Linked DNA regions of Homo sapiens: region 2 is linked to region 1. Evidence: chromatin loops called from intact Hi-C (ENCODE). Cell type or tissue: gastrocnemius medialis. All regions are shown on one strand. Links, peaks and the distances in the headings refer to the core of each region. The heading gives the core; the rest is flanking DNA. Region 1 overlaps TSPAN9 (tetraspanin 9). Region 2 overlaps TEAD4 (TEA domain transcription factor 4).

What was found. Peaks named below come from ENCODE experiments on the same cell type or tissue, not always from the same donor. Only the 100,000 strongest peaks of a DNase experiment are listed, where the experiment ranks them.
Region 2: it touches region 1 in a loop (3-fold over the local background); 1 of 110 quality-filtered maps calls a loop at or near these places.

The regions. Positions count from the first base shown.
Region 1 is chr12:3,246,376-3,257,368 of GRCh38, reverse strand. The region is part of intron 3 of TSPAN9 (tetraspanin 9); the gene reads right to left. Among named protein-coding and RNA genes, the nearest start is that of LINC02827, 48 kb to the left of the region's middle. In gastrocnemius medialis, for the core only: no CTCF peak of the experiment used is centred there; DNase peaks (open chromatin) are centred at 2,128, 4,728, 6,063 and 6,638; H3K27ac peaks cover 6,251 bases.
Region 2 is chr12:2,997,634-3,008,626 of GRCh38, reverse strand. All of the region lies in intron 3 of TEAD4 (TEA domain transcription factor 4), which reads right to left. Among named protein-coding and RNA genes, the nearest start is that of TEAD4, 44 kb to the right of the region's middle. RefSeq lists an enhancer at 4,383-5,264 and a silencer at 9,110-9,404. In gastrocnemius medialis, for the core only: a CTCF peak has its summit at 4,771 (motif pointing left); DNase peaks (open chromatin) are centred at 4,763, 5,716, 9,166, 9,636 and 1 weaker place; H3K4me3 peaks cover 915 bases; H3K27ac peaks cover 6,425 bases.

The sequences.
Region 1 (10,993 bases), core at 1,382-9,381:
GAGCAGCATCCTCCACTTGGGAGGAAATGGGGTAGGACCTGGAAGAGAAAACCAGGTTGAAACCCCAAGGTGCACGAAGGAAAAAGAGCAGAGAACTGCCCACATGCTTCCTCCGAGACCCCTAGGAGAAAGCAGGACTAGAAACCCACCCTTACTCCCTGCAGAACTGGCGAGATGTCATGCCACCAGCAGACTCAGGTACAAAAGCCCAAGACCCACAGAGCAGCACTTTCTGCTCTTGCCTATAAGGTTGGAGAACAGTACAAGAGTCGCTGGAAACTTGGTGGGGAGCGGTCTCCTAACTCATCAGACTGTGAGAAGGGTGACAGGATGAGAAGAAAACCCAAACTTCAATGTCACCTGCCTGGTACCTGTCACCCAACTCACCCTCGATATTCAACTAAACCAGGTTCTCCCTGGATCTAAGCTACTCCCCAGGGCGAAGAAGCTGATTTCTTCATTTACTACAGGACTATCCCAGGACAGTCCTCCCCAGGGAATGGACTCGTCAGAGAGATGGCCATATGGGAGAGTCGCCGTGTATTTCAGGAGCCAACCCACGCTTGGATGGACCCTCTTGAAGTCCAGCTCCATGATGGCTCCTGCTGTCTTGTAGGCAATGCGAAATAGTCGTGACTTTGGGGTTTTCTGTAGTCCCCCGAAAGAGTTAACCCAGCTACCAAAGTCAAGATCAGGGGCGCCGCTGGGGAGCTTATCTGACCTCCTGAAGAGATTAGCACCCAGCTCAAGAAATGCCAATCAGCCAACAAGGCCGAATTTAACCTCATCCGGCCCTCCCAGCCCTAGCCGGGCCGCTCCCGAAATCGACGATTACGCTAGAGGCAGCTCTCGCTACAGCCCGTCATCCGCTATTTATAACCCACTCGCCTTCTGGGGGGAACCAGACACCTCCCACCCCAATGTGGTGCCCGGCGCCAGGCCTGTGGCCTTGGCCTCAGGGCCTCCGTCATGCTGGCTGCGACTGCCGGACCCCTGCGGCAAGTGCCTTCCCTGGTCCTAAGTGGCTCTGTCCTGTCATCTCTGATGAGTTGAGTGCTGCGCTCAGCGGGGCCCGGCCTTTCCAGGGCAGCTCCTTACGAAGCCCCCAGGACTGCTATCGGACGTGGTTTGGCTCCTGCAGCCTCTCTCACCAGCTCACCACTGGGCCTCGGGACCCCGCCCCCACAGCTCTCCTCCCTCTTTCTCATTCTTTCATCACCTCTCTGGCTCCTGACAACCCAACAGTCTGAAGAAAGGCCAAAGCAGCAAAGGGGTGGGAGTGGGGTATTTATGGCAATGGGGGACCGGCCTAGATCTGGGTGCAGGAGGTACCTCCACCTACTGCAAGAGGCGGGTGACCAGCTAACAGCCCTGCCTGAAAGACATAGCAGGCAAGAGAAGGGTTGCTTTCAACTCAAGAAAACTCACAAGCATACATCCTGATTACTGGGACCTCCCACACCAGAGGTACAAAGGGGTGTCCAGCTTGTTGCCACACGATCTACGTCTCTACCAAATCATGCTCTCATCTCTGTACGGATGAGAATGCTAACAATTTCCAACAAAGCCAAACCCTCATGGGTTCATTTATTTGTCTACACAAAGGCTTTGCCTAGAGCATGTCTGTTTGAAAGATACTCACCATATTCTAAGGGTAACCTAAAAGAAAAAGCGTCTATGGCTTCTGGGTTACTGAGCTAGACACCCCAGTTCTTTCTAAAAACCAATTACCCTATGACACCAAACAAGAAAGAAATCCCATTGGTGCTTCCATGGAATTGACACAGGCCCCCGTGCCGTCCTCCCCACACCAGCTTACAAAGGCCATGTGCCTTTGGGGTGGCACAGGGACAATCTCAGGAATATGGTGGCAAAGGGCTGAGTGGGGAGAAAGTGCTGGAGAAAAGTTTAATAATAGAGCTGGGTTGGGCTCGGCCCGTTTCCTTTTTCAGTTGCCCTGATCGCTGCTCCCATTACGTGATGTGGCCGTGGGCAGAGCCAGTCAGCTGCTGGGGAGATTCAAACCCAGGTCAGCCTGGGGGCCATGTCTCCTCAGGCCACCTCTGCGAAGGGTCCACATGCCACAGTCAGATGAGGTCCATGCACAGCTCACCCGGGCTCGCCTAACACAGCCTCTCTATAAAAAGCCCGGAGCTGGCGGGACAGACAGAGTCAGGCCGGAAGGCCCAAGGTTGACTGTCCCTGCACCCATCAGCCCTCCTGCTCAGCTGCGTGCCTTGCTACTCATTGTCTCTCCTGATTGTGCATTGCTATTTTGGGCTCTGGGGGACAAAGGGGAGCTGAAGACTGCAGCAGGAAGCTCACAGGGTGGGGAGATTGGCGTCAAAGCCAATCTCTTGGCGACAGGGCAGCTGCTGCCCTCCTTCCAGCCTCTCCCCTGTCCCCTGGAAACCGACAAATACAAGTCACTCAACAGTCAACACACATGTGTGCATGATGCATCCACCCCATGCAGTGGTCACAAACCGTAGACAGAAATGTCCACATGAAAATACGTGGTGCATGCTGGACATCATTCATGGATCATTAATGGAAACTGACTTGGAATCAATATTATAAGGACAGCACTGGGGAAGGCATACTCATAAACAGAGCCCTTGACGACCCACAGTTCATGTGCAAACCATTTTCTATATATGTTAAGCGGGTTTACTAAGAGTATGCCCTTCAAGGTCACCAGAAAGCAAAAATAAGTTAATACACAAAAAGCACTTGAAGCAGTGCCTGGTGCCTGGTGAACGTTCTACAGGGCTGGATACTGCTGTCATCATCATCATCAGAACGGACAAGACAGAACCCAGGAGTCATCCATTTTAGCTGTCACTTTGGTGAAGAAATGTCCAGCATGTAGCTGGAAACCTGGATCGGGCACAAGGTTGGTGTAGAAGGTGCCCACAGGCCTGACCCAGGGGAAGGGGCAAGGCTGGGCACTCGCGTCCATTTTCTGTTGACTTGTGGGCAGTTCTCCCTCGCTTCTCACCTCTAGAATGAAGAGACTCCCTCAGCATTGAGGGGGTGGGGCAGGGGCCAGGGATGAGGGCAAGGAAGAGAGCGTCTGAGCATTGAAAAGGTCAGAAAAGAAGCTGGAGTCCTGAAGGTAGTAAGCACCTGACCCCAATAAAACAAAGCAGGGCCTCACAGAGGCATGGGCCCCTGCCCAGCCTGTGCTGCAGGAGTGACTACTGTCAGCACCATTTACAGAACCAGCCTGTGCTCCAGGCTCGGGGCTGGGTGCTCCGGATGCATCATTACATTTCACTTCACACCAGTCACAGGAGGTGGTGTTGATAACCAAGACTCAGCAGGAGGGCCAGGACTTGTTCCCAGCCCCATTTGACGCTATCATCCTTATCCCTCCACTCCCCTGCTGGGCATCAGAATCACCTGAGCATTTTCACAGGCTCCACCCTGGACCTCCTGTTGCACGAGAGTCTGCAGGGCTGCAGCCACGCACCTGGGGTTCTGGGGCTTCCAAACATCCACAGGTGCTGCTGATGCCTGGCCAGGAGGGCACACCACCAGGCCCACGCACAGCAGACAGAACATTCCCAGGGACACACTGCCCACATTCCCTCCAGAACAAACACCCTGTCACCACCACCACCAGCCTCCCACCCTCAATAAAAGGGGTCCAAGGGCAGTCGCCAGATCCCAATTCCCACCTGTCACCCTGTGGACCTTTAATGAAGATTGCCATTTCTACCCGAGTGGACCTGGGCTGATCGCTGGCCTGTGCTCTCTGAGCTTCATCATCGCAGGGACTGTCTACAAGGATGTTCTGCAAACCCCATGGCACTGGCCGAGCTCAGCGAACACTTCCTGCGGCAGACACCCTTCCTTTCCACCAACTATCTCACTGCATCCTCACCACAACCTATGAGGAGGTGGGTGCCACTGTCACCCCCATTCACAGATGAGAAACGAGGCCCAGAGAGGTCAAGGAACTTACCAGGGTGAGAGCTAGGCAGGTCAAAGCCAGAATCCAAAATCTTAAGCACCAGGCTCCACTGCATCCTTCATGAGTGATTGTTATTACTTTGTTCACTGAGCCGGCAGGCAGCCTCCTAAGCAATTTAATGATCTTTACTGCATTTTTCCTATCGTCTTTTTATTTGGTTTTCTTAGGAACGCGGGCCTGCTTAGGGCAGGCTTGGGCTGGTGGGAGAGAGAGACTGTAATACATGAAGCAGTACGACAGGCTCTGTAGCCATCCCAGAACGTGTTGATCACCACCCCCGAGGACACAGGAGCACTTCTGAGAGGTGGGTCAGATCCACATGAGCCCCTGCTTTCCAGGTGGGAGAGAGTAAACAGGGCGGTGCAGTGGCTCACTCGGACACGCCACGCAGCAGTTCAGTGGGAGGGCATGACAACCAGGCCTCCAAATGTGAGTTTAGGGCCTGCTGTGCAATCGTGAAAACCTTCTTCCAGACTGCCCTGAAATAGCCCCATTTCCCACCTTCTGCACCCCCTCCCCCTAACAGATGTCCACCGGCCCTCAAGGGAGAAAGTGACACGCCCCCAGCAGCCCGCTCACTCAGCCCTGCAAAGGAAGGGTCCTCAGCTTAGCCTGAGAGGCACCTCTTTCTGTTCCCTTCAGTTTAAAATAGGCCACACGGATGCCTGCCAAGATCCCATGCTCTTGGCTAACAGGAGGGTTATATTTCTGGCTGCGCACCGTGAAACATTGGACCAGGGAAGGCTTCCCAAACCAACAGCTGACTCCGGCTGTGATGACAAGAGGATCTTGCAAGAGTCGGCCCAGGCCCAGCTAGCGGCAGGCTCCCCGCATGTGTACAGTAGGAGGGGGCTCCGTCCCCACCCCCGGAGCTCTGGGAGTGCAGGGACGGCTATATAAGGGCATGGGGCTGGGGGGAGCCCAGGGGCTGGGATTTCTCCCTGGCCCCGGAGAGAGCACCCGCTCACACAGGCCTGTGCACACACCTGCCACGGATGAACATTCCTGCGTGCCATTCCCTGGCCTGGAATGGGCTTCCCCATCTCGCTGCCATCACCATACCCTCTAAACGCCATTCCAGTCTCACCTGCTCCACGAAGCCTGGCCAGAGGCTACACCTCTCCCTGGCCACACCAGCACCAGGGAGTGTGGAAATCATATTCCCCACAGGAACTGGGTAGGAACTAGAGGCGTCTGGTCTTAGAGAACTTGAGGGACACGGCAACTCTGAACATGGAGGTATGCAGAGTTTTAAGTGCGGGGGGCGCTCCATGGTTCATGGGGTCTGCCCCATGAGACTCTAGTGGGGCAGAACAGGGACCAGGTGCTAGAAGCTACAAAGTAAAAAACGACCCCTCACCCTCACTCACGCAGGGACCCAGAGCTGGCCGATGTGGTGGCTTAACCATGAGGTCCCCACCATGAGAAGTCTGGGTGGAAGCCCAGTGGCCCCCTGCCAGGACTCTGCTTCAGGCAGGGGCTGTCATGTGAGCTGTTGGTCCCAGCCCCTTCTGGCTCCGTATTTCTCCACTACACTAGGGGCTCCCTGGGAGCCGGGTCCCCTTTCCAGCATAACACTCCTATCCCAGCTCTGAGCTCAAGCCGGTGCCGACAGGCTGCCCATTCCTCCAGGGGCTGACAGCTGGTGCCAACAGTCAGAGGAAGGAGGCCCAGGCAGCCAGAGGTGCTGGAACCCACCGTCCTGTGTGTCCCTCTGTCCCTTAAAACTAAAGATGTCCTTTGCAACAAAAGAACCTCTTCCCACACATACAGCCCTAGAAATTCACCAGAAGCAGAACGGTGGTTATCTCTAGATGATGGCATTGTGAATGACTTTAATTTATGCTATTTTCATATATCTCTATTATTTCCAGTACTCTCCAGTGACTATACTAGTTTTATAATCAGAAATCAACTTTTGAAAAAAGAACTTTTGAAAAAAGAACTTCCTTCTCCCCTCTCAGACATGACCATCATTAGTCGAGATCTGCCACTCAGAGTCCCCAACCCTACCCCTCCTCCTCCCCACACCCCCAGCACCCTTCCACCAGGGAGGATGCCACCAATGCGAGGGGATTTCATCACCGGGGCAGCTCACTGCTGGGGCCTGTGAACAGCCTGCGGCACACAGCGGGTGCAAGCTGAATGCTTAGTCATGGAGGAGGTCTCTGCTGGGGCTCTACATGCCACCAAGTCTCCCCAGCCATCTCCAAAGACAGCCTTTGATCTTGAAAATGTCCACAACTTCTAAGTAGCCCACAGTGCCACAAAGTCACCAACTGAAATCCTTCAGACACTAACCTGGGGAGAGGGTAGTACTAGATCATGCCTCTGACTGAGATAACTCCCAAAACACAGGGGTAGGGGGAGGAAGAAGAAGATAAAGATGAGGAAGAAAGGCAGAAGCGGGAGGAGGCAGAAAGGAGAAGAGAGAGTGCATGGAACAGAGCCCAGTGCCATCCCCATATGCCACCCTGTCACCCCGGTCCAACCTCAGTCCCTCTCAGGGCCCGAGGCCCTTCCTCAGGGCAGGCTGCTGTGCCCATCATGGCCATTCACCGGGCTGCTCCCCGGGCCTGGCAGCCAACAGTCACCCGAAAGCCAAGCTCTGCATACCTCTGGCGCTCCGTCACAGGACCAGGAAAGGGTTCTGGTGTCATGGACACTGCACCCTGAGCCAGCCAACCTGAGATGGGTGATATCTGTGGCTGCTGAGAAGCTGGCCTCAGCATGGGCTGGCCAGGCCTGGGAGTGGGAGAAGGACAGGGCGTCTTGGGCTACCTGTGCAATGAGAAGGTCTTCCTGTGTGTGGAGCTGTGGGCAGGTCTAGAGGAAAGGGAATAATGGCCCTGCCCTCAGGGCACCCCACTCTTCTGGGGAGACTCATTCTCACACATGAAATACACCAGACACCCAAGAGGCATGTGAAAAAGTGAGACATGATGGGTGAACCCTAAAAAGGCATGAACTCCATTCTGGAAAAACAGGGCTGATGGGGTTGGATCAGAGTCTGCAAAATCATGAAGGACAGTGAAGAGGGCCAACACAGACCTGCCTAACAGATCCTGAAATAGAACCCCAGGCAACCCTTGAAGCTCGAAAGCATTATCTGAGGACAAATAAAGGGCGTCTGAGCTTTACGCAATGGGTAAAGGCAAGGGGCTCGTTACCATGCAGGGTGGCACAGGATAAAAACATGGCTAAGATCCAGAGGACTTTGATAAACTCACCAGGGAGAGAGACACAAGGGCCATGACAGGAAACAGGGGCACTGGACGCTTCTGACCTTCAAAGACAGCCCTGGAGGAAACATCCCACCCCACCCACCATCCATGCCCGATGGGTGGACTGCTGACCCAGCATGGGTAGTCCTAATTTATTCAAAGAAATGGAGGAAAGTTTAATTTCTTTGAAATAAAATCCTTTAATTTTAAGGGATTTAAAATGAAATCCTTTAAGCCAGCACTGCCCTTGTGCATGGTGAGACGACAAGGGGCAATCAACCCCACTCATCAACAAGGTGCAGCATTGCAGGAGGAAAACATGCGGGATTTGGAGTCTGACATCCAGAGTTCAAATCCTGGCTCCATCATTCACTCAGAGGCTTTGAACAAATCACATAATCTCTCTAGGCCTGTTCCCTCATTCATAAAACAAAGGTAAGGATGTCTGCCCTGGAGGGATGATGTGGAGATGAAACCAAACATATGTGAAGCCCTAAGACAGCACCTGCTATATGGAGGTGCTCGGAGAGCAGCCCTAACCACAGTCCATTCCGACCTTGTGGACAAGTCAGACATGGGCTCGGCCCTCAGGAACGTCGGGCATGGGCACAGACGACCAAGGTACGAGTGAAAAGCACGAAGGATTGTAGGAGGGAGGCAAAGCCAAGAGGAATTCAGAGGTTCTGCCTTGAGGAGAGAGCAAAGTTTTCATGGAAGAAGCAACGTTTGAGACAGAAACTTTAAGGAAAAGGGGGAGGGCTGGTAATGAGCACGGGTAATTGATCTGGAGAGAATGGTGGGCAGGAAGGAAAGCAGGAGCCATGCGGGCAGGAAGTGGGACAGGAAGTGACACTTCCTGGGAGGCTCCATGTGTGACTGGTTGGAACAGAGAGCAGTGAGGTCTGACCACCCGCGGGGTGCCTGGAGTCATTGAGAAAGACTCGCAGCTGGAGGGTCCAGGTGACAAGATGGAGGAACATGAATTCTACCGGCTTCTGTGGTGGGGCCTTGTGCAGAAGCAGAGAGAGGGCTGTTAACATGGCTAAGGCCCTGGGAAGCAGACTCTGGCAGGCCTGTATCGAATGAACTAAGAGGAACTAGGGACAGGGAGATCAGGGAACAACCGAGTGACTGGGCAAAGTGAGGCCTGGCCTAGGGGCATGGCAGTAAAAATGCACAGGAACGGGTGGGACGGACAGGAGGGGCCTCAGGGAGGCGGCATGGGTACGGAGGGGGGCAGACAGAGGTTTCCAGCCTGGGAGCTGGGCAGGTGGTGGGATCCATTACCGAACCAGAGGACCAAGGAGGACTTTTGAAGCAAGAAGTTGAAACAAGTTTGAAAGACCAGTGGAAGATGTTTATGGAGACACCAGATGTAGCTGGAAACGTGGTGAGGGAGGGTCCGTTCTGGGCTCAGCCACACACTGTGTGACCTCAAAGTCAAATTCTTTTGGGGAGCAGGGGGCATAACCAAACTGTGGCTTTAATCATTCTGTGCCTCAATTTTATCCTCCAAAAAAAAAAAATATGATCTATTCCACCTCCCAGGCTCACTGTAAGGAATGAGTGTAATGGACGTAAAAATGCTCTGTAAACTACAAAGGCACTTAATGTAAGAAGTTATTATCAGAATCCATAGCTGAAACCAAGAGGCTGGGCAGGTTTGTCAAGGAAAGAGAGAAGAACAAGAGAGGGCAGGAGATCAGGAGTGTAATGTTCAGGAACATTAAGTCCAGGGCAAGAAGGCAGAAGGAAACTAAGAGAGCACACATTTTCATAAAGAAACAGCAGCAGCCCCAAGAAAGGGCTACACCCCAGTGGTCCTCTGCAGCCCTCACAAACTCTATCCCATGTCTATCCCACAAGGAATGACACCTCCAATCTGTTCAGAAAAGGCAGGACAATTTCAAAGCTAAATAAGTAGAGAGTGTGCCTAGGGGGGCCACAGCACCTTGAAGGAAGTCTGGAAAGTACCTAGGGAGTATGAGTGTCATGTGAGGGCAATCTCATCAAAATCCCCAGGGGACAGACATTGCCAGGAAAGAGGCATTCAGGGAGCCATTAGCTCCCTGATTAAAATGAAGTGGCTGTTGCTCTAATCCGGAGAGGTTGAGCACATCTCTGGGAAAGGGGCAAGCAGACAGTCAGTCTGTCATTTGATTAAGATGCAGTCTTCTAATCCATCATCCTCCATGCCCCGCTGCGCTTCCCCACTGGCATGCACACACAGAAGGTACATGCTGCCCTGTTCTAGCAACAGAAGCGACAGGCAAGGGGTCAGCATTTCTGCAGGATGGTGGGGGAGCTCCTCCTCTCAATAGTGAGTCTGGGAGCCCAGCAGTGGGAAACAAATAGCCCAGGGGGATGTTGACAGGGAAACCACAAGCACAGCCTGTGCAGCGAACTGGCATCAACAGATCCATGGAGAGGAGGCTGGGCTAGACACCAGCATGGAGGAGGCTGACCGAGATTTGAACCGCCCAGCCTATTCTCAAAACCAGATGGCCAACGTCAAAAGGAGATGACAATGGACGTGAAGTTAGACTGGCTCACAGGCAAAGTCACACCTACTCAGTGGGTACTCCCTACGGGTACTCTGTAGACTGGAAAACTCCATTTCTCTTAAGGTGTCTTCCCTCGCCCATGTCTGTCTCCGAAGAGGATTTGAGACCCTGCAAGTCTTTCTGAACTGACGCTCTCTCGGCACTCCTGTGGTTTCTCCTGCCCTGAAGACTTAGAGTCAAAGGCAGAAAGGACCCCCAGACATCTTTAGGTCCCATCTCCTGCCCCAAGCTGGCTTACACTCCAACCATCTGGCGACTGGCACTCACTCTACTTGGGGACGCGGGTGGCGGGGGGGGGGGGGCTGGCCAGTAATGCTCATCAGCCACAAGCAGCTGTCACCGCAGCTCCTCTCTCTGACTCTGCCTTTAGTAAGTTTCATGGGCCTTTGTCAAGTCCTTTCTGCTATAACCTTAACTGCTCAGGGCCAGGCCTAGGACATGCTCACAGTCATTCCCAAGACACCTTCTTAATAAACCCGACGATGCTCGACACAGTGAACGTGTCCTGGGTGCCTTCCATGTGTGCACAGTACGTTGCTCCTCTTCTCTGCCCTGAAAAACAGGCACCCTCCCTTCCACCCATTCTCCCAGGCTGTGCTCTTTTCAGACCACCCATCCTCCCAGCGGCCAAAAGCACATTGCAGAAAATCTATCCTGGAACCTGCCCCACTTCACCCAGGACGCCACTATCCCCTGAACGGTCCTGGTCTTGTTCCCTCTGCCCCAGGAAGCAAGTGAGGCTACAAAGCAGAGATGTCTTCCCCCCTGGTCCTAGGGCAGTTCCTCTGAGCCACCTGGATGGCAGGCTGGTGGGATGGTGGGGCGGTATTCAGAGAGCGGAGCTGGGGAAGATACCAGATGGATCTGAACAGCCACAAACTCAAGTTTTGCTCTGCCCTACCCCAAAAGGGGCTATTATTAGGCCCAGGAATGGGAGTGTCATGGTCAGGAGGGATGTAGGCACACTGACCCAGAGAACACGGGTTTGGAACAATTGGGCTACTGTTCCCTGGCACTGAGGGAGGAATGGGCTCGGAATCCCAAACTTCTCAAGTGGGAAATTTTGCCAGATGTCCATCTGCCTCTTTCCCTGCCCAGGGAAAGAGGATGCATCCTCAGGAAGGAAACAGTGTTCAGGGCCTTCTGCCAAGGCAGCCAAAGTTCTCCTGACCTCAGCGAAGGCTGCAGAGCTCTCAAAGAGTGGGGTGGGGAGCTGGAGCTGGGAA
Region 2 (10,993 bases), core at 1,745-9,744, 250 kb after region 1:
CACCCTCCAGGGTCCAAGCTCCCGCCATCTCTGACTTGGATTAGGATCATCACCTTCCACCTGTATTCCCTGCTCCAAGTCTATGCTCAACACAGCAGCTGCAGCGACCCTATCGAAATTCAAAAGCCCTCCAATGGCTTCCATCTGCCCCAGATTAACAGTGTCCAAGTCCTTACAACGGCCTGGAAACCCCTGCAGGATCTGGCCACCCCAGTTCAGTCACCTCTCTGATCTAGTCTACCCGATCCATCCTAAACTTCTTGCTGTCCTGAAACACACCAGGCCCACACCTGCCCCACTATGGTCCTTGTGCTTCCTGTTTCTCCTCCAGGGAACACTCTGCCCCAGAGTCCCACACCACCTGCACCCCTTGGGTGCCACTGTCTCTTCCCTGACCACCCCACTGAGGGCTGAAATCATACTCCTACCCGCCCACCCTGGCACCCACTGCCTTTACTTTCCTCCACAGCACCTTCTAGCATAATACATAATCTAACTTATTTCAGTACTGTCTGTGCCCTCACCCCCGTCAGAACCACAGTCCATGCGAATAGGGATTTTTGGTCTATTTATTCACTTATTTATACCCACCACCTAGAAAACTGCCTGCACATTGTAGGCGCTCAATAAATACTTGCTGCCTGAATGATGAGGGAATGAATGCTAAGATGCTGGTCAGATGTCCCGTAACTGTTTTAGCCTTCTAAGACAAAGGAGTAAGTTAAATACATGCAAATAACCTTTTACTTCTGATTAGTCCGACGTAACTCTTAAGGCGCTGTCCTATCCTGGTCTCATTGAACTTTTCTGTACATGAGCAAACCCAGACTTTTGTGAGGCCTAAGACATTTAGCAATTGGGAGGCTCCCTTTGGGAAAAAGAATTTTAAAAATACAAAATTAGGTTAAAAACTTGGGGGCAATGGACACATTCATTATCTTGATGGTGGTGATGGCTTCACAGGTGCATACATCTGTCAAAATGTATCAACTTGGCCACTTTAAGCATGTACAGTTTGTTGTAATGTCAGTTATACTTCAATGAAGCAAAAATTAAGTTTAGGGACTTGGAAGGGGCCCATGTAAGTGCTGGGTCCTAACGCGTAAACCTCATTAACTTCACAGTAAATCCACCTCCTCCCTGCAGTGGGCAGGTAATTATACCTATTTGCCAGAGAACTGCACCAGATCACCCACAGCAGACCTAGGACTAACTGCCCAGGTGTGACTCTTGGCTCAGGTGCTTGAATATGGCCCGAGGCCTGGCCAAGCGAGGATGCTTAGTTAATGGAACCTCCTCTCATCAGGCAGGACTGCCCCGTAACAGTGCTGCTTCCTCTGCAGCCTGTGGTGAGAAGCAGTAGGGAGGCCTTGGCCCCCATCAGCTGAGACCCTAACCCCAAACATCACAGAGGACTCAGCCTCTGCAAGGAGCCCCTGCCCACCACCCCACAACTACCCTCACCCTCTGCCACAAGGTTCCAGGGCTCTGCTGCTAGAAAGGCCGTCTCAGCCCCCGGCGAGAGGCTAGTAATGGGGCGGGACAGGAGCCACACCAAGGGGTCTAAGGCAAGCTCAGCCGTCTTCTTTTTTGTTTTGTTTTGAGAGGGAGTCTCGCTGTCGCCCAGGCTGAAGTGCAGCTGGTGTGATCTCGGCTTACCGCAACCTCCACCTCCTGGGTTCCAGTGATTCTCCCACCTCAGCCTCCCAAGTAGCTGGGATTACAGGCGCACACCACCACACCTGGCTAATTTTTGTTATTTTTAGTAGAGACAGGTTTTACCATGTTGGCCAGGCTGGTCTCGAACTCCTGACCTCAAGTAATCTGCCCATCTCAGCCTCCAAAAGTGCTGGGATTACAGGCATCAGCCACCACACCCGGCCCATCTTTGTATTTTTTTTCTTTCTTCTTTATTTTTGATTATTTTTATTTTTCACTTTTTTGAGACGGAGTTTCGCTCTGTTGCCTAGGCTGGAGTGAAATGGCGCGATCTTGGCTCACCACAACCTCCGCCTCCCAGGTTCAAGTGATTCTCCTGCCTCAGCCTCCCAAGTAGTTGGGATTACAGGCAACGCCCAGCTAATTTTGTAGTTTTAGTAGAGATAAGGTTTCTCCATGTTGGTCAGGCTGGTCTCGAACTCCCAACCTCAGGTGATCTGCCCACCTCAACCTCCCAAAGTGCTGGGATTACAGGTGTGAACCACCACGCCTGGCTTTTCTTTCTTTTTTTAAACTGTACATACTGGTTGACTAGCCCTTATCTAAAATGCTTGGAACCAGAAGTGTTCCAGATTTGGGGTTTTTTTCAAATTTGGGGGCTATCTGCACTATATACTTGCCAGCTGAGCATCCCTAATCCTAAAATCCGAAATCCAAAACGGTCCAACGAGCATCTCCTTCGAGGCACACATCTCAAAAAGTTTCGAACTTTGGAGTATTTCAGATTTTGAATTTTCAGATTTGGGATGCTCAACCTGTATTTATGGGGTACAAAGTGATGTTATGATATACGTATATAATCTGCAATGATTGAATCAAATAATTAACATACCCATCATTTCAAATACTTATCATTTTTCATGATGAGAACATGAAATTTACTTTCTTAGCAACTTATGAAAAATGCAATACGTTATTATTCGCTACAGTCACCATGCTGGGCAATAGGTCTCCAAAAACATTCCTCCTTGACTGGGCGTCATGACTCACACCTATAACCCCAGCACTTTGGGAGCCTGAGGCAGGAAGATCGCCCAAGCCCAGGAATTCAAGATCAGCCTGGGCAACATAGTGAAACCCACTCCATCTCTACAAAAAAATAAAAATAAGTCTGGGTGCGGTGGCTCACGCCTATAATTCCAGCACTTTGGGTGGGCAAGGCAGGCGGATCACGAGGTCAGGAGATTGAGACCATCTTGGCTAACACAATGAAACCCCGTCTCTACTAAAAATACAAAAAAAATATAGCCGGGCATGGTGGCGGGCGCCTGTAGTCCCAGCTACTCGGGAGGCTGAGGCAGGAGAATGGCTTGAACCCAGGAGGCAGAGCTTGCAGTGAGCCGAGATTGCACCATTGCACTCCAGCCTGGGCGATAGAGCGAGACTCTGTCTCAAAAAAAAATAAACAAACAAAATAAATAAAAATAATAAAAATAAAAATAAAAAATTAGCCAGGCGTGGTAGCACATGCCTGTAGTCCCAACTACTCAGGAAGCTGAGGCAGGAGGGTCACTTGAGTCCAGGAGATTGAGGCTGCAGTGAGCTGTGATCACACCACTGCACTTCTGCCAGGGAGGGAGAGTAAGACCTTGTCTAAAACAAACAAAACGGAAAAACAAAAACTAGAAACCAAAAACATTTCCCCATCTAACTGAAACTATATTCTTTGACCAACATCTCCCCGTCATGCCCGCCCCAGCCTCCAGTAACCACCATTCTACTCTCTGCTGCTGTGAGCACCACTGTTTTAGATTCCACCTCTAAGTGAGCCCTCTCGGCATTTGTCCTTCTGCGTCTGGTATATTTCACTTGGCATACTGTCCTCCAGGTTTGTATTTGTTAAAGTTGTGCTTTTCCCTGGCTGTCTGTGGAGCTTCCTCCTCCTCTCCCTTGCTGGCTCATCTCAGACCCTCCAGCCTCGTTGTGCTGGTCAGGGGTGATGCCGGCAGTTGAGAACCCCCCGTGAGGGAGTGAAGTGTGGGGTGTCTGTGGGTGTGTGAGCCAAGGGGACCCAAGCAGCTTCCTTCCTGCCACCAGGGGTGCTCTAGAGGTCAACGCAGCCATCTCCCTGCCTCCAGGCCAGCTGGCATCTAATCCAGGCTTTACACACAGAGGGAGCTGCCGTGGCCTGTCACTCCTGTGAAAATCTTGATGACAATGAACACTTGCTGCATACCTCATCAGTACAAGTATCTGTGCGGATACAGATATGTATCCTGTGACAGCTTTATCTGCATTCACCCTTTCGATCCTCACAACAGCTAAATGAGGGTGGTACTGTCATCCACGCTACAGACAGGGAAACAGCAAGGTTGAGAAATCTTCTCAGGGTCGTAGGCAAGCATGTGGCTGAGATTCGGGTCCATGTAGTCTGGTGCCAGTGCCCATCTGTGGCTACTGCATGGTACCACTCCGAATGAACAGGGAATTGGAGGTCACTTCTCTCAGAAGCAGGGCTGGACCACGTGACTCTAGAGGTCCTGTTTAGCCTGATGAAGATGAAATGGAAGCCCAGAGAGGGGAAATGACTTATTCACAGTCTCATGGCTTGCTAGTGTCCCAGGCACCACGAGAAGGTATGTTTTCCAAGGCTGCCCCAGTGCTTCGAGAGTATTACATGCTGGCTATTTCCCCCCAGGATATGCTCCCCCGACAGGGCTGAGCTTCCTCCGCAAGGGACGATGCTGCTCCTTCCCTTTGGATCAATCCCCCCGATTCCTAAGTCTCTGCATGAGGTAAGGTCCCGGAGGGAGATCCAACTACTTGGACCTGAGGTCCTGCCCACCACTCATGGACAGTGGTACCCACAGCTGGTGGGAGCCAGCGTATCCTGGATCATGTAGACACCAGAAGGCCCCCAGAGTCAGGGGCAAGAGGGGAAGGGAGTAGGGAGCGTGGGCCTACAGGTAGAGTGTGGGAACCACAGTGAAGGCCGGCAAAGAAGGGCCATGGCAGTGAGAAACTTGTAAAGCACCCAGCTGAGGTGGTGGCGGTGGGAGGGGCTTGTCCTTGTCCTTGTCCCAGCTCTGCCCCTAGCTGCATAACCACAGGCTTCTCCCTCTGGTGGCTGAGAACACAGGCTGGGGAAGGAGGAGGCCAGTCAGGCAGCTGCGCATTGCAACGTGGCAGGTGGCCTCGGCCAACCCCAGGGCCGGCCTGGGTGGGGATGGGAAGGACACCCCTGCCAGACTGTGGGCCCATCTGTCCATCTGTCAGAGCACATGTGTCCGACAGCCCCCAGCTCACACCCACGGCCCCACCCCACCGGGGGCGAAGGCTGCCCGTGGAGAAACAGGAGCCTTGGCCTAAAGGCTGAGGGTGGAGCATTCCTGATGCAGCATCCAGGAGGAATCTCCGCTTTCTCCTAGCCCCACACTCAGCCTCACACACACCCTGCCGGCCACCTCCGCCACATAGCACCACTGAAAACGTTACCCCAGCTGCAAAATCCTGCCTGGGCTAGGTCATTTCTGTATCTCATTTCCTCTGTGCTGAGTCCCCTCTCTCCATGGCAGCCCACCCCCTAGACCATAAACTGTTAAATGGCATGGAGTAAGTAAAGCACGCACCACTCAGCAGAGGGCCAGCAAGGTCAGCGATTACTGTTAATATTGTTAACGAAGCCCTATTATAACGAATGCTATTAGCTTTCAAACTTGAAAAGGACTGAGGAGCTGAGAGCACAAGCCTCCCCACCCAAGAGTGGGTGGAAGTGTGCGTGGACATCTTTGGTTCACTGTAGGCCTCTGGTGGAGTGAGCAAGTGCCACACTGCACCCCTGTAGGTTGGGGCTCAGGGAGAGGAGGCTGGGCACATCCTTGCTGCCCCACCCTAATCCCCAATGGCCTGGAAGCGGGGGCCAGGGTGTGTGTGTTGGGGGTGCAGCTATCCAGGGATCAACTGAAGCCATAAACACCTGGGGCTGGAGAAGGAGGCTATTTGTGGAGAAGGAACTTCTGACTGAAGCCTGAGAAGGCAGCAATTGGGCCTGACATTTGAGCTGTTCCTACCATTGTCCCTGGAGGGCTCTGAGGCTTCTGGTGAAATCAGCCAGGCTTCAAGGCCACAGCTCCAGGAAGCCCCAAGAAGCTTGCACTGCTCCCCACCCAAGAGGGCATGCCCATTCCTGCCTCGGTGTCTGTCCTAGTCATGCTCCCCCGCCACACTGTGAGTTCCTTGAGGGCAGGTACGTGTTCCCCTCACCCCGTGCTGTGCATTTGGCACCTACTGTGTGCTCTCATCCCTACGACAACACTAGAAGGCAATGTCTTATTCCAATAACCTCATGGAAAGATGCTCCACAACACTAATCATCAGGGAAATGCAAATCAAAAACCACGAGATAGCGCTTCACACCCACTAGGATGGCTATGATCCAAAAAATGGAAAATAACAAGCGCTGATGAGGATATGCGAAATCAGAACCTTTGTTCATTGCTGGCGGGAATGTAAACTGATACAGCTGCTGTGGAAAACAGTTTGGTGGTTCCTCAAAAACTCAAACATAAAATTACCACATGAGCTAGCAATTCCAATCCCACAAGAACTGAAACCAGGGACTCAAGATACCTGTACACCAATGTTCACTGCAGTATTAGTCATAGTAGTCAAAAAGTAGAAGCAATACAAATGTCTATCCACAGGTGAACAGATAAGCAAGATGCAGTCTCTCCATACAATGGAATATTACCCAGCCTTAAAAAAGAGGGAAATTCTGAAACACGCTACAACATGGATGAACCTTAAGGACATTATGCCAACTGAAATAAGCCAGACATAAAAGGGGAAATATGTATGATTACATTTTTTTCTTTTTGAGATGGAGTCTCACTCTGTCATCCAGGATGGAGTGCAGTGGCATGATCTCAGCTCACTGCAACCTCCACCTCTCAGGTTCAAGCAATTCTCGTGGCTCAGCCTCCCGAGTAGCTAATTACAGGTGCACACCACACCCAGCTAATTTTGTAATTTTGTATTTTTAGTAGAGACGGGTTTCACTGTGTTGGTCAGGCTGGTCTCGAACTCCTGACCTCGAGTGATCTGCCCGCCTTGGCCTCCCAAAGTGCTAGGATTACAGGCATAAGCCACATGAGCCATCACGCCTGGCCTGATTCCACTTTTTTTTTTTTTTGAGACAGAGTCTCGCTTTGTTGCCCAGGCTGGAGTGCAGTGGCATGATCTCGGCTCACTGAAACCTCCGCCTCCCGGGTTCAAGCAATTCTCCTGCCTCAGCCCCTGAAGTAGCTGGGACTACAGATGCACACCACCACACCCGGCTAATTTTGTAATTTTGTATTTTTAGTAGTGACAGGGTTTCACCATGTTGGCCAGGCTGGTCTCAAACTCCTGACCTCTTGATTCACCCGCCTCGGCCTCCCAAAGTGCTGGGATTACAGGCGTGAGCCACCGCGGCTGGCTTGATTCCACCTTTATGAAATGCCTAGAATAGGCAAATCATAGAGACAGAAAATAGAACAGGCTACCAGCGGCTATAGGGGCAGAGGGGAATGGGGAATTATTGTTTAATGGGTACAGAATTTCTATTTGAGATGATGGAAAAGTTCTGGAAATGGATGGTGATGATGGTTGCACAAAAAGGTGAATGTACTTAATGCCACTGACCTGTACACATAAAAATGGCTTAAATGGTTAATTTTACGTAATGTATATTTTTCTCACAATAAAATAAATAAACCAAATCACCTCCCACAAAGGTAGTAGTATTATGACCTCCACTTTACAAAAGGAAAATGAAGCCCAAGGAGGTTAAATAACTTGCCCAAGGTCACGCCAGCTCTCAGGGACAGAGTAGATTTGAACACTCCCGTCATCAAGTCTCCAGGCACCTGAAGTCAGGGTTGTAGGCCGCAGGGAGGAGCATAGGAGCAGCTGGAAACCCACAGGGCAACAAAGCAAAGAGGAGCAGAGAATCCTGCAAATGAGGCCATGGTGAAGAAGCGGGGGGCAGGAGCCCAGGTGAAACTCCGTGACCTCTGTCCCATCACCTTTGTGAAAAGACCCTCGACGTGCTCTATCTAGTCCCAAACTCAGGCTGAGTCTGGTCCCGGTTCTGCCTCTTATTAGCTGTGTGACTCATCCAGAAAACGAGGGAATCCCTTCACCTCTGACAGTCTGACGAACCAACAGTGCTTTGCCCAGATCCTCCACCAGGGTCCCCCAAACCCACCATGTGAAGTCTCGCCTCTAGACTGATGCTCACAATCTCTCCACCCCCTTGCCTGGAGCACTGCTATGGTTTGAATATTAGTCCCCTCCAAAATTCATGTTGAAATGTAATCCCCCATGTGGCAGTATGGACAGGTGGGCCTTTAAGGAGTGATACGGCCCTGAAGGCACTGCCTTCACGATGGATTAATCCACGCAGGGATTAATGAGCTAACAGAGCGCAGGAGTGGGACTGGGGGCTGTCTCCGAGGAAGAAAAGGCCTGAACAAGCACACTCGGCCCCTTCGCCACGGGATGCCTGCACCACCTCGGGACTCTGCAGAGTTCCCTCCAGCACGAAGGCCCTCACAGATGCAGCCCCTCAACCTTGGACTTCCCAGCCTCTGTAACTGTAAGGAATAAACTCCTTCTTTATAAATTACCCAGTTTCAGGTATTCTGTTATCAACAACAGAAAACAGACCAAGACAAGCACTCACCCTCAGCTCTGCTTCCTTCAGGAAAACTCCCAAGATAAATCTGGTTAATATCGGCTGTGGACAACCCCAGTGTCTGCTTGGGTGGCTAACTGTCCAGAGAAGTTTTTCCTGCCCCTCTCATTAGACCATGAAGTTGTGGAGAGCAGAGACCACACGGCCTCAGCCCGGCCTGCCCAGTGTGGGGTGGTCACTTAATGAGAACTGACGGGCTGCTAATAGGATGGCCCACCTGGGACACAGGAGGGGAGAAGCAGAGAGAGAGGCAGGGAAAAGAGGCAGGAAGACTCGGGAAAGTCAAGAGCAACCTCAGGAAGGTGAGAAGCACAGGAGGCAGAAAGGGATGAATGCAGAGGGAACCCCAGAGCCAGCCACAGCCCTCCAGAGAGCAGGAGGCGGGACACGAGCCCACCCGGCCAGCACTGAGTGTGAGGAGCGGGGAAGGCGGGGAGCAGGCAGAAGGGGGCGAGAAGTTGTTCGAATCCCACCACCTGCACGCTAGGCTAGGCCGACTGTGAGCCTGGCCAAAGGAGGTCAGGGTGGCCAGCGTTGGCTGTGCCAGGGGGAGGGTCACACAGTGACAGGGCAGAAATGAAAGCGGCCGTGAGCAGGAGAAGGCAAGCACCCCGGGCTCGGGAGCCGGCCCAGGAGGGTAAGAGGTGCTCAAGGGGAGGGCTGGAGCCAACAAGCGTGGGAGACTCAGCTCAGAAATAGCAGGTGTTAATCTGCCGTGCTGCTTTGCATGTCATCTGCATGTCTGCCTGGCCTTGGTCAGCGTGTCCTATGCTGGATGTTCCGTGGGCGGAGCTCGGAGCAGGCCTAACCCCTGTCCTCAAACAGCTAAGGCCGGGTCCCCAGGTCGGGAATCATCCTCTTAGCCCCACCCCATACCCCACCGGGCCGGCCCACTTGGAAAGGGGCTGGTGGCCTTTGGATGCAGGGAAGTGAGGGGGGAGAAAAGACCAGAGCTCTGGGGATGCTAGAAGCAGCTGGGGGCTCAGAATGGGGCTGGGGTACACAGAGGATGGGAAGCGCAGATGCCCCAAGGGAAGATGAGAAGACAGGAGGGGAGCAGCCACGGTGAGCTGAGGTCTGAGTCAGCTCTCAGCTCGGCCTCCCATTCCGCCTCCCAGAGGGCCCATCCCACACACTGGGGGTGAGCTCAGAGCTATCTATAGCTCCCAGCCGGGCTGGTCAGCACTGCCTGCTGAGAGCCCTCCATCAGTCCCCACGCAGTCCTGCCTTGGCTCGGCCCCCGGGACTGGTAAGAAGAGACGGGGTGAGCGGGTGTCTGGATCCCAGCAGAACCTATTCTCATGCAGGACAGGTGCTGTGGGGGCTGGGCGGTTGTCAGAGCCTGCAGTACAGCCTCCAGGGCCCTGCCCAGGGCCTGACCCACCTGGAGCCAGGGCCAGGCAGTGGAGGAGCAAGGCCATTCAGCTGACAGAGGAACGCCAAGCTCGGAGGCAGGAGAACTGGGTTAAAGCCCCACTCTCCACTTCCAACTTGAGAGACTGGGAGAAACTCTTGGCTTCCCTGAATTTCCATTTCTGCATCTGCAAGCAGAGGTGCCATTCCTCCCTCCTTGAAGGGACCGTTGAAAGGACCGAAAGATCACAGATGCCCAGGATGCTGGGAGCGCTGACGTGTTATGAAGCACAGTGAAGCAGCACCTCTGCCTCTCCTCACTCTTCCTCCAGGCCCTCCCGAGCGTCCCCATCCCATGCCCCTCCCTGGGTCTCAGCACAGGGGAGGAGCAGCATCCGAGATGCCAACACGGCCAGGACAGTTTGCCAAACCATTTTCAGTCTGCTTCCCTGAGTCAGTGGCTTCCCTCCTGCCAAAGAGAATTCCAACCCAAGTCCTGCCAGAGATCCACAGCCCGGCGCTTCCCCAGGGTTGGTCACGGTCTCTTAACCCCAGTATCTTTATATGTGAAGCAGGGACAGAAATATCTACCTATAACAACTAAATAAAACTAAGCATCCACCCAAATGTCTGTCGGCAGATGAACAGATAAACAGAATGTGGTCTATACAATGGAATATTACTCAGCCTTAAAAAGGAAGGAAACTCTGACCTAGGTTATAATACAGATAAACGTTGAGGACCTTGTGTTAAGTGAAATTAGCCAGTCACAAAAGGGCAAATGTTGTATGATTCCACTTACATGAGGTAACTAAAGGAGTCAGACCCATAAAGACAGAAAGCAGAATGGCAGTTGCCAGGGCTGGAGGGCGGGGAGGATGGCGAGAATGGGGAATTATTGTTTAAAAGGTAAAGAATTTCACTTTGAAATGAAATATTTCTGGCGATGGGTGGTAGTAATGGCTGTACATCAATGTGAATATATTTAATGCCATCAAATTATAAACTGAAAAACTATAATGATTAAAATGGAAAATGTTACGTATTTTTTAACACACACACACCCCCCCCCCGAAAAAGCAAGTCCTCAAAGCCCTTGGTCCCCAGGGGTGCTCAACTCCACAAATGTCTGTTGATTTAGTGCATTCTAGCATCTCCACGGGGCCCTCCCAGACACCCACAGCGCCCTCCGCCCTTGCCCCTTGCTGGATGCCTCATGCACACTTTCGTTTTCCGGCCCACCTC